Regions from separate parts of the Homo sapiens genome. Here region 2 is linked to region 1. A link is a loop called in an ENCODE intact Hi-C map of the cell type or tissue named here. Cell type or tissue: OCI-LY7. All regions are shown on one strand. Each heading gives the region's core, and the rest is flanking DNA. Links, peaks and the distances in the headings are about the cores only.

The links. Hi-C counts contacts between places; a loop is a spot of excess contacts. Peaks named below come from ENCODE experiments on the same cell type or tissue, not always from the same donor. Only the 100,000 strongest peaks of a DNase experiment are listed, where the experiment ranks them.
Region 2: a loop joins it to region 1, with 8 times the contacts of the local background. A loop is called at or near these places in 2 of 110 quality-filtered maps.

Annotation. Positions count from the first base shown.
Region 1 is chr20:52,999,992-53,004,385 of GRCh38, reverse strand. All of the region lies in intron 1 of TSHZ2 (teashirt zinc finger homeobox 2), which reads right to left. Among named protein-coding and RNA genes, the nearest start is that of TSHZ2, 30 kb to the right of the region's middle. In OCI-LY7, for the core only: no CTCF peak of the experiment used is centred there; DNase peaks (open chromatin) are centred at 2,165, 2,415, 2,745 and 3,125; H3K4me3 peaks cover 3,506 bases; H3K27ac peaks cover 4,000 bases.
Region 2 is chr20:53,214,759-53,219,152 of GRCh38, reverse strand. All of the region lies in intron 1 of TSHZ2 (teashirt zinc finger homeobox 2), which reads right to left. Among named protein-coding and RNA genes, the nearest start is that of TSHZ2, 240 kb to the right of the region's middle. In OCI-LY7, for the core only: a CTCF peak has its summit at 1,868 (motif pointing right); a DNase peak (open chromatin) is centred at 1,912; H3K4me3 peaks cover 293 bases.

The DNA of each region.
Region 1 (4,394 bases), core at 310-4,309:
GAAGCTTGACCGATTTCAGCTTCACTAGGGAATCAGTTTGTCTTCACTATCAGAATACTCTGCAAAATCATCCAACACAATGAATTACAGCTAAAATAAGTAGGACTGAGCAATGTGTGTTTTCCTATTTGTATTTCTGGATGAAATTTGTATTTCTGGATGAAATTTGTATTTCATCCAGAAACCCTTAAATATTCTGTATGAAATATGTTTAAAGTTGGGGCAGGTATTTAATTGGAGGGGGGGAGTGGGTGCGTGTTCCATGCTCAGGCAACAGTCAGCCCACAGATATTATACTAGAAAAAGAAAGAACAAAACAACTCCTCTATAGGGTTTCGCCTGCTTTCATTTGGCAGTGATGAAAACAGGGCATCGAATATGAACTCCCCTGAACTTTCCACAGACACTGAAGCTTCTAGAACAGGATGCATACTGTCCATGTGGTATGAGTGTGCACAGCTTACGGAAAGAAATAATTAAAAAAAAAAAGAAAAAGAAAAAAAAGAAGGAAAGAGAAGGAAAGAAAGAATTGCTTGTGCAGCCAGGAAATATTTTGCTATGGACAGCACATCCCAGGTCCCCAAGATGAAATATTAATGTACAATTTGTTTATCTGTGGGCTCGCATCTTTCCAGCACTGAGCTGTTAATTTTCTATCAGCACAGACAACGGATCAGTCAGTCATGAACTCTTCACAGCCATTACCCGGAGACATTTTGATTAAGTATGCCTAATGTAGTGGATAGGGAAGAATGAAAACACTCTGCCTGCCAACTAGTGATTGACCATTAAGCCACTGATGAATGTGCCTGTCAGAGAGGAGACAATTACCTCAACAATGAAGAAACTCTTCTGGAAGGCTTATTTCTCCATAGGGCTGACACATTTTACCAGATTACAGGCGTGCCAGTTTGAAAGCGTGTAAGCCGATCACTAAGGAATCTTCTCAAAAGTTCACAGAGGGAAGGAGTAAAAAGAAGGGCCACAATTTTCTCAGGCCTGCTCATACCTCGAGCTTCCAAAATAAGATCCTGAGCTGTCCAGCGCTTGCGAGGAAGGTGCACTGACTTAATATTTAGGAAAAAATTTCACACACACACACACACACACACACACACACACACACACACCATCCCTGGAGAAAAACAGGAGGCTGATGAAATAAAATAGAACCCCAGGTAGACAGGCAGGATGTTTCTCCCCACAATGAAGGACAGTACCTGGACGGTGAACTAAATTTCATACTGGAAGTGCTTAGAAAAAGAATTTAGTTTTGACATTTTGTTATCTCTTAAGCTCGAGGCAGCTTTATTAGATAATGTATTTGTCCTTTAGTGTGTCTCTTATTATGTCTACAACGTAGAAGCACAATTTAGAGCTGTCCATTACATTATGAAGTCATTGGTTAGCAACTGGGAAGGAATCCCAGCTGTTCTCTCAAGTCCTAAGGTTTATGAAGCCTCATAATCAATAGGCCCTGGGAATGCAAGGTGATGGCCATTTCTTCAGAACATGAAGACTTAGGAATTAAAAAACTGAGATAACTGCTCACAGATAAACTTCTATTGATTTATTAATACACACGTCGTACCTGGAGAATGTGATAAAACTTATGTTCTTTAAAGCTTGCCCGTAGGTCCCAAATACTGTACTGGACATCCTTATACTAAACATTCTTTTATATTATCTGAAATTCAAATTTAACTGTGCATCCTGTTCTTTTTTATAAATTTATTTTTTATAAATAAAAATATTTATTTTCTTTTTTATAAATTTATTTTATTGCTAATTCTGGCAACATCACTTAAGAGGTAACATCAAAAGGTGGGTAAAAGCATAAGATTTCAAGCCAGAGAATGGAGGCTGTGGTTTGGGGCAGACCATGACCTCTCCTTGAGCCTTGGTTTATTTTTCAGGGTAATGGAAAGAATAATCATGCCAGCTTATTTGTTAGGAAGATGAAAAAAAGATAATGTATGACAGTTTCTTTCATTTTGTATTATTTTTAGATTGTGATTGGCTGATGGACGCTCCACAAAGTATGAAATTTACTCAGAGTTAAACCAGAAGGGTCGACAGCACGGGCTTGGAAGTCAGGTACCCCTGGCTAGGTAGATCAGCCTGGCCTCTAAGCAGCTGCAGAAGCTTGGCCGAGTCACCTGACTTCACTGTGTGCCTCTTTGTCATTTCTAACATGGATACCATTATGTCTCTTTACTGGGGTGAGAATTAAAATGCAAAAATTCACCCAAAGCCTGTGTGGCACAGAGTAAGTGTCCAATAAGTTCCGGCTCTCACTTGTACTACAATGAAGTGATGTGAGTTAAGGTGACAAAAGCAACCTTAGATTTTCCTCCCTGGGTTGGTTGTGTGCCTCACAATAGAGCCTGGTGAGTGTTGACAACTTCCGTTTTCTTTTTATACTTCCTTTAAGCCTTGATAAAAAGGTCACAATGATGTTCTTTAGTCCGTTCTCCATCAAAGCAGTGAAATATCATCCAAGCAGCTCAGGAACTCCGTTCTAGACAAGCCTTCTCAAAACCACAGCTATGCCACTATCAAACAATGATACTCTGTTTATGAAACTCAATAGGGAAGACATACGTAACGTTAAACCTTCCTGAAATGTCACACACTTTTAAACAAGTGTTTTAGTTGTGCATGTTTTACCTCTTTTCTTTCAAAATGAAACAGAAGACGAGGTGGGGCTTTATTTAGTCTGGGGCAAAAGAAAAAGTTTCATCCAGCAGAGTTTAGCTCCCCTGTCAGATGATAAATGAGACAGGTGATTTTTTCGCTTCCTTATTCTTGAAAAAGCTAGCAATGGTGAGAAACAATCATCTTTAGGTCTGAGTGAAGCAAGGGGTCTTCCTTTCTCCTATTTTCCTTTCATCCTCTACCTAGCATTATTTCTTCTCGAATGTGTTTTTAACACTAGTTGTTCAAACAGGTCATGAATCCTTTCTCCTTCCTTGATATACATTTTGACTGTTGCCAGAAACTACCTTTGATGTGTTCCTGTAGAGAATAACACAGGCTTTCCTGTTTGTCTCAGAGCTGCTGAACTGAAGCTTCAACTACAGAGAACAAAACCATCTGCATTTAAAAAAATATCAGCACCCCCTCCCAAACACACACACACACACACACACACACACACACACACACACACACACACACGCACATGAACGCACACACAACATTGTCATTGTAAACCCAGACCGGGTCTCTCTGGGGTTCATAGAGTTCCTGTTGTGCCTCTCTTGGTTGTTTTAATGTGAGTTTTCATCACGCTACTCCTCATCTCTGCTATCTGTGTCTTAAAATAGCAACAGTCATTATCAGATGGCTGTCCCCCTCTTCCACTCCTGGCTGAACTAGAGAGCCTCTCAGATTTCCCCACCAAACCTCTGAATCCATCTGAGGTTTGCTCATCTGTCTTTCTAAGTCAGCAGAAGGAAAAACACAGGAAGACTGTGCCTTGAGCTATAACGAACCCTGGACATCCCCCAGCTTGTGTCAGTATCTCCCGAGGAAACTTTTCATGGAATCAGAGCGCTGGAAGAGACCTCAAGAGATCAAAAAGTCCTGAAAAACAAGGGTTCTAAGAAACTGAGAATCACAGAATATTAAAAATGCAAAAAGCTTCCGTCATCTCATCTCCTATCTTTCTCATCCAGGTGAAATTGTTTCCATTATTTTGACTTTTCCCTATTCATCCCACTTTCTGATCCTATAACAGTGTTTATCCCATTTCTATAACTTGCATGATTTCTGTTTTATCTCCATACTGCCTGTATTATTATTTTTTAAAAATTGATTTCAAAAAGATTCATTTTTTTCTTTACATTGGATTGAGCAGTAACATCCATGAAATCAGTTTTAATATATTAGTTTTACTTTCCCCTTCTATTACACAGCAAATGAAACCATAATTATTTTAAAAATTCATGCTTCTACCACCTAAAACAATCACTCATATGACTGTCCTACACATACAACAAGTTGGAAAAAAATACACTAGGGCAGAAGCCAGCAAACTTTTCCAATAAAGGACCAAATAGTAAATTTGAGCTTTGCAGGCCAAGAGACAAAATTTAAGATATTATATAGGTACTTATATAACCTAAGAAAACTAATTTTCACATTTCCTCCCAATCATTAAAAAATGTAAAAACCATTCTAACCCATAGGTCATACAAAAACAGGTGGCGTTTAGCTCACAGGTCACAGTTTGTCAACCCCTGCTTGAAACATATATCTGATACTTACTTGAACCTTCTCTGAAATGTCTATAATGGTGAGTGAGACAGAAAAAGACTCATTGGACGTCTGCGAAGATGAACTATTTGGACATCATAAGTGTTTAGCATAACACCAGGCACAAACAACAT
Region 2 (4,394 bases), core at 194-4,193, 210 kb before region 1:
GAAATGAGAAATTGGCTTTCTATGGAAATACTGAGAAAAGGCCTCCAAGGGGGAGACACAGTAAAAGCTTCTTTTACCTAACTGTTTTCTTGTTGGAAATGGCTACCCACAGTGCAGCTGGGGGCTTAGCAAGCTGTGGTTCTCATTTTGCCCAATCTTGTTTTGAATCAGCTGATTCATTAAACTGCACTGATTAAGTCTGTATTAGGTAGTTCATATTACTAGACTAACAGATACTAGACTGTATTAGAAAGTCTCCAAAATGGTGTAGAAAACTCAGGTGCTGACCAGAGACAAGGAAAGTAACACTAAATTGTTCAATAAATATGAATATTTTAGAATATCTTCATCACTGTAAAGAAAGATGCTCTCTCTTATTTTTCTCGAATTCTCAGTCTGTTTTCTCACTTTTGAGAGACATTACTATAGGAGACAACTCATTTTCTTTATGAAAAGAAAGACCCAAACACAATGATAAATGGCTAGTGATGTTTGGCCTCAGGGAGACAATAGAAAGAGGTAGGTATTGGGGAGAGTTGCTGAGTGAATGCCCTGCTGGAAAGAGGTGGCAACAACATAGCTCCAGCTAATCTCGTCATCTGCGAATATAGAACCAATGCGGTAGATGTTTGGATTTTGCAAAAGAATATGAGAAATTGAATTTTTATGCGAAATCACCTGATTGACAAATTTTGGCAATGCTGTGTACATTATTATTACGATTATCTATTTATTTAGTGGTTTGTGTGGGCCGAACAAATAAGTCGGCAAGCCGAATTCATTTGCCCCTGTGCCAACTGTTGTAAAGTTTGATCTTGCTTAATGCATCTCAATGTTTCCCATCTCTCAATTTGAATTATAATAGGTGCCAGCTGAGACCATGTGGTTGGTGCAGCACACACACAGCTCTGTTCCTTGAAAGCTACTCAAAGCAAATGTTCTAATCACAGGTGAGAGGCCCTCAGCCTATAGGCGTAGTCTTTAGAAAACAAATTTAGTGCAGAATAAAGGACAACATCATGACTTGAAAGAACCAGACTTGAGACTGTTTGTAAAGTGCAGCCTGCCATTTGCGGCTCCTTCAAAGGAGCCTCGGCTTTCTCACTCTTAAAAAGGAGGGTGTTGGGCTAGCCAGTCTCCTTTCTCCCAAAGTAAAATACTTGTCTGTATTGTTCAGGGAGGAGAATCTATGCTTTGGGATGTGAAAGCCTAGGTCTGACTCTCCTTTCTAACATAAATTAGATTTGCATAACTTCCTTCAACCTTAGTTTTTTTGTTTGCAAAGGTGAGGATAAAACCAGTAATGATATCACAGGATTATGTGAAACTTAAATGAGATAGTAAGTCAGATAACTCTGTGTAAACCAGGGGTTACAAGCAGGGGCAGTGGATCAAATGTAGCCCTTAGCCATATTTTGTTTGGCCCATGAATTGTTTCAAAATCAGAGAAATTTCACACTTAAGGATAGATGCCTTCTGAGAAGTTCTGACGTTACTGGCCCTGTGTGGTTGCGTGGCAGAGCTTTACCGCTTTTGCCTCCTCTAGACTGAGCACCAGGGATCTGCCATGGTCCCCATCCACTCCTTATATTGCGCCTGGCTCTCTGCACTTTCTGCCATTATTTGTCTGTGGGTTTGCAGCCCCTGGCAAATTAAGTGATGTGCAACGGTTCACTGGCGTTGCTGTTCTGATTATTGTTGTTCTTCCATCTGTTATCCCTTTCTGCTTGTGAGCCACATATTCGCTTCTTTGGGGCTCAGTTATCTGGTCTTTAAAATGGGAATAATAATATCTCACTTGCCTAGAGCCAGGGGGCTGTCGGGTGAGGCCAGGCCCCTTCTGCTCCCTGAGCGCCCAGAAGTGGGGCGTCCGACCAGCAGAGGGCGCTGGTACGAAAGGCTGCAGGTGCTGGCATCGGCCAAGCGCAGACAGGTGGGGCCGCGGCAGGTGCGGCTCTCGCACTATCCCCCTTTCACAACTTGGGAGGACACAGCTTCACCGGGTGGGCCTGACAGCGAGCAATTACTCATCCATCGATACAGCCGCACATCACCAGCAATGTGACTTTCTGGAATATGTAATGCGACCACAGACTTTCTAATGCCGCAGCCTGACAATCAGACACTAAAAATAACAAACGGGCCCGCTCAGGAACAGAAAGACACGGCCTCTTTGGAAACTGGGGATGGGCCGTTTCCAACTCTGCTCACCGCTGGAGCCCTGCACGGAATTCTCCGGGCGGTGAAGTGAGTCGCCAGGAGCTGCCAGGGGCTGCAGGGAGAGTTCCCGCATTTGAAGGGTGTGTTCACTTTTAGACAACTCAGTCCCAGCAAGATGTAGACAAATTGGAGCAAGTTCAGAGAAGAACAACCCACATGATTAAGGGGAAAGAGGATTGATTTATAGAGAAATATTAAAGCAGCCAAACATGTCTGCGCTGTGTTCTCCAGGTGACAAATCAGAGAGTGACACATTGTGGGGCTCCATGCACCTTTGAGAGGTGTAAACATCAGGGGATGAGAAACTAGCTCAGTGCAAGGAGCTTTTCACAGCATTTTCTAAGATGGCATTAACACCAGAAAATGTTCCTGGCTGGTGAAGGGTTGGTTGGGTCGCACCTATGCTTGAGAACCCTTTGTTGTCCTGATTTTGCCTGGCATAAAATGACATATCCTAGCTAGGGGTTCACATTTGTGGCCTTCAGTGCTCTGGCTGTGGCCTATTTTTCCTTGTATGTTCACGTCCTTGACTTTCTGCCAGGGATTCCGCCACCCCAGTCCCATTTGTCCTCACTCCAGCTTTACCTGACTACCTGTCTTACTCCTCCATCAGGAACTGAAATGCTTAGGAGCCAACAATGGCTTGGCTGGTGAAGTGAGGTGTGGAGAGGGCTGGGGAAGACAACAGGACCAGCAATTGCAAGGTGAGAACAGATGACAGGGACATTCCTTGGGTGTTGACTTCATAGAATGCTGAAATACTAGTGTCTTATTAAAAAGTGAGCTGGCCCCCCACTGTTTTCTATTCCTCATTCTGAGGAAGAGCTAAGGTCGTGCCTTTCTGTCCTCCAGATATGAGTCTCTGGGAATTTGACTGGGGAAGAAGGTCTTGGCCAAAATGAAGAATTCTGGGAGAAGAGGAATCAGACATCAGAGACAGGTGTTTGGCCTTAGGGGAAAAAGGGCAGGAGCTCAACCCTAGGAGAAAGACTGGGAATTAGGCCTGGGACCCCTCTTTTCCCATCCCTATGAAACCATTTTTTAAATTTTTTTTTTTTTTTTTTGAGACGGAGTTTTGCTCCTGTTGCCCAGGCTGGAGTGCAATGGCGCGACCTCGGCTCACCACAACCTCCGCTTCCTGAGTTCAAGCTATGCTCCTGCCTCAGCCTCCTGAGTAGCTGGAATTACAGGCATGTGCCACCATGCCCGGCTAATTTTGTATTTTTAGTAGAGATGGGGTTTCTCTCCATGTTGGTCAGGCTGGTCTCGAACTCCCGACCTCAGGTGATCCACCTGCCTTGGCCTCTCAAAGTGGTGGGATTACATGTGTGAGCCACCGTGCCCAGCCTTTCTTACATTTTTAATATAGTCTCTTCCTCACTTCTCCCCTCCCAAAGGCAAAAAAAAAATCTAGGATGCCTCCATGATGGAACTCTGACTGTAGACCATAGCTGAAGGAGCTCTGGAAAGAAAGCAAATGTCTGGCAAAAGCCACTCAACCTCTCCCATATACCAGGAAATGAGAACCAAAAGAGAAACAAGATACTGTGGCATGGTTAGACAGTGGAAGGGTGTGGTGAGAACGCTTTTCATATGACAGGCAGCTCTCAAAATGCTGCTATTTTGCTCTTAAAAACCACCGCAATATACTGGAATCCCGGGAAGTGGTGTTGTGATCTTGGGATGATGTGGCAGGGCTGTAAGGACTTAGACCAGTGTTTGCCACGTGGAAAAGTGGGCTCAGTGCTGTTAGATTTTCTACTTTTTCTCACAGTAGCCTGAAATTCAGGTTTTGATGAGATAATCTTTAAAAAAAACTCAAACAAACAACCTCCCTGCAAAAACAAACCCAAACTGCATTTCTGCAGGAGGACATTAGCCTATGGGTCCCGCCCACTGGTGTGCCCGATCTCAGTGTCCATTGGATTTTTTATCCTTCCTTTTCCCTCAGATGGCCCTTCCCTCATCTCCCCATGAACTCTTATCTCAACCTTTTAAATGCCACATCCTTCACAAATCTTGCTTCAATCAAGCTCATTGCAATGACACTCTCCTCTCAGGTTTACGGGCTCCTTCTTAGATTAATTATAATAATAATAGTGTTTATTGATTGAGTGCTTACTAAGCACAGGCAGGCACTGGACACTCTACACACCCTCCCTTCCTTCTGCTTC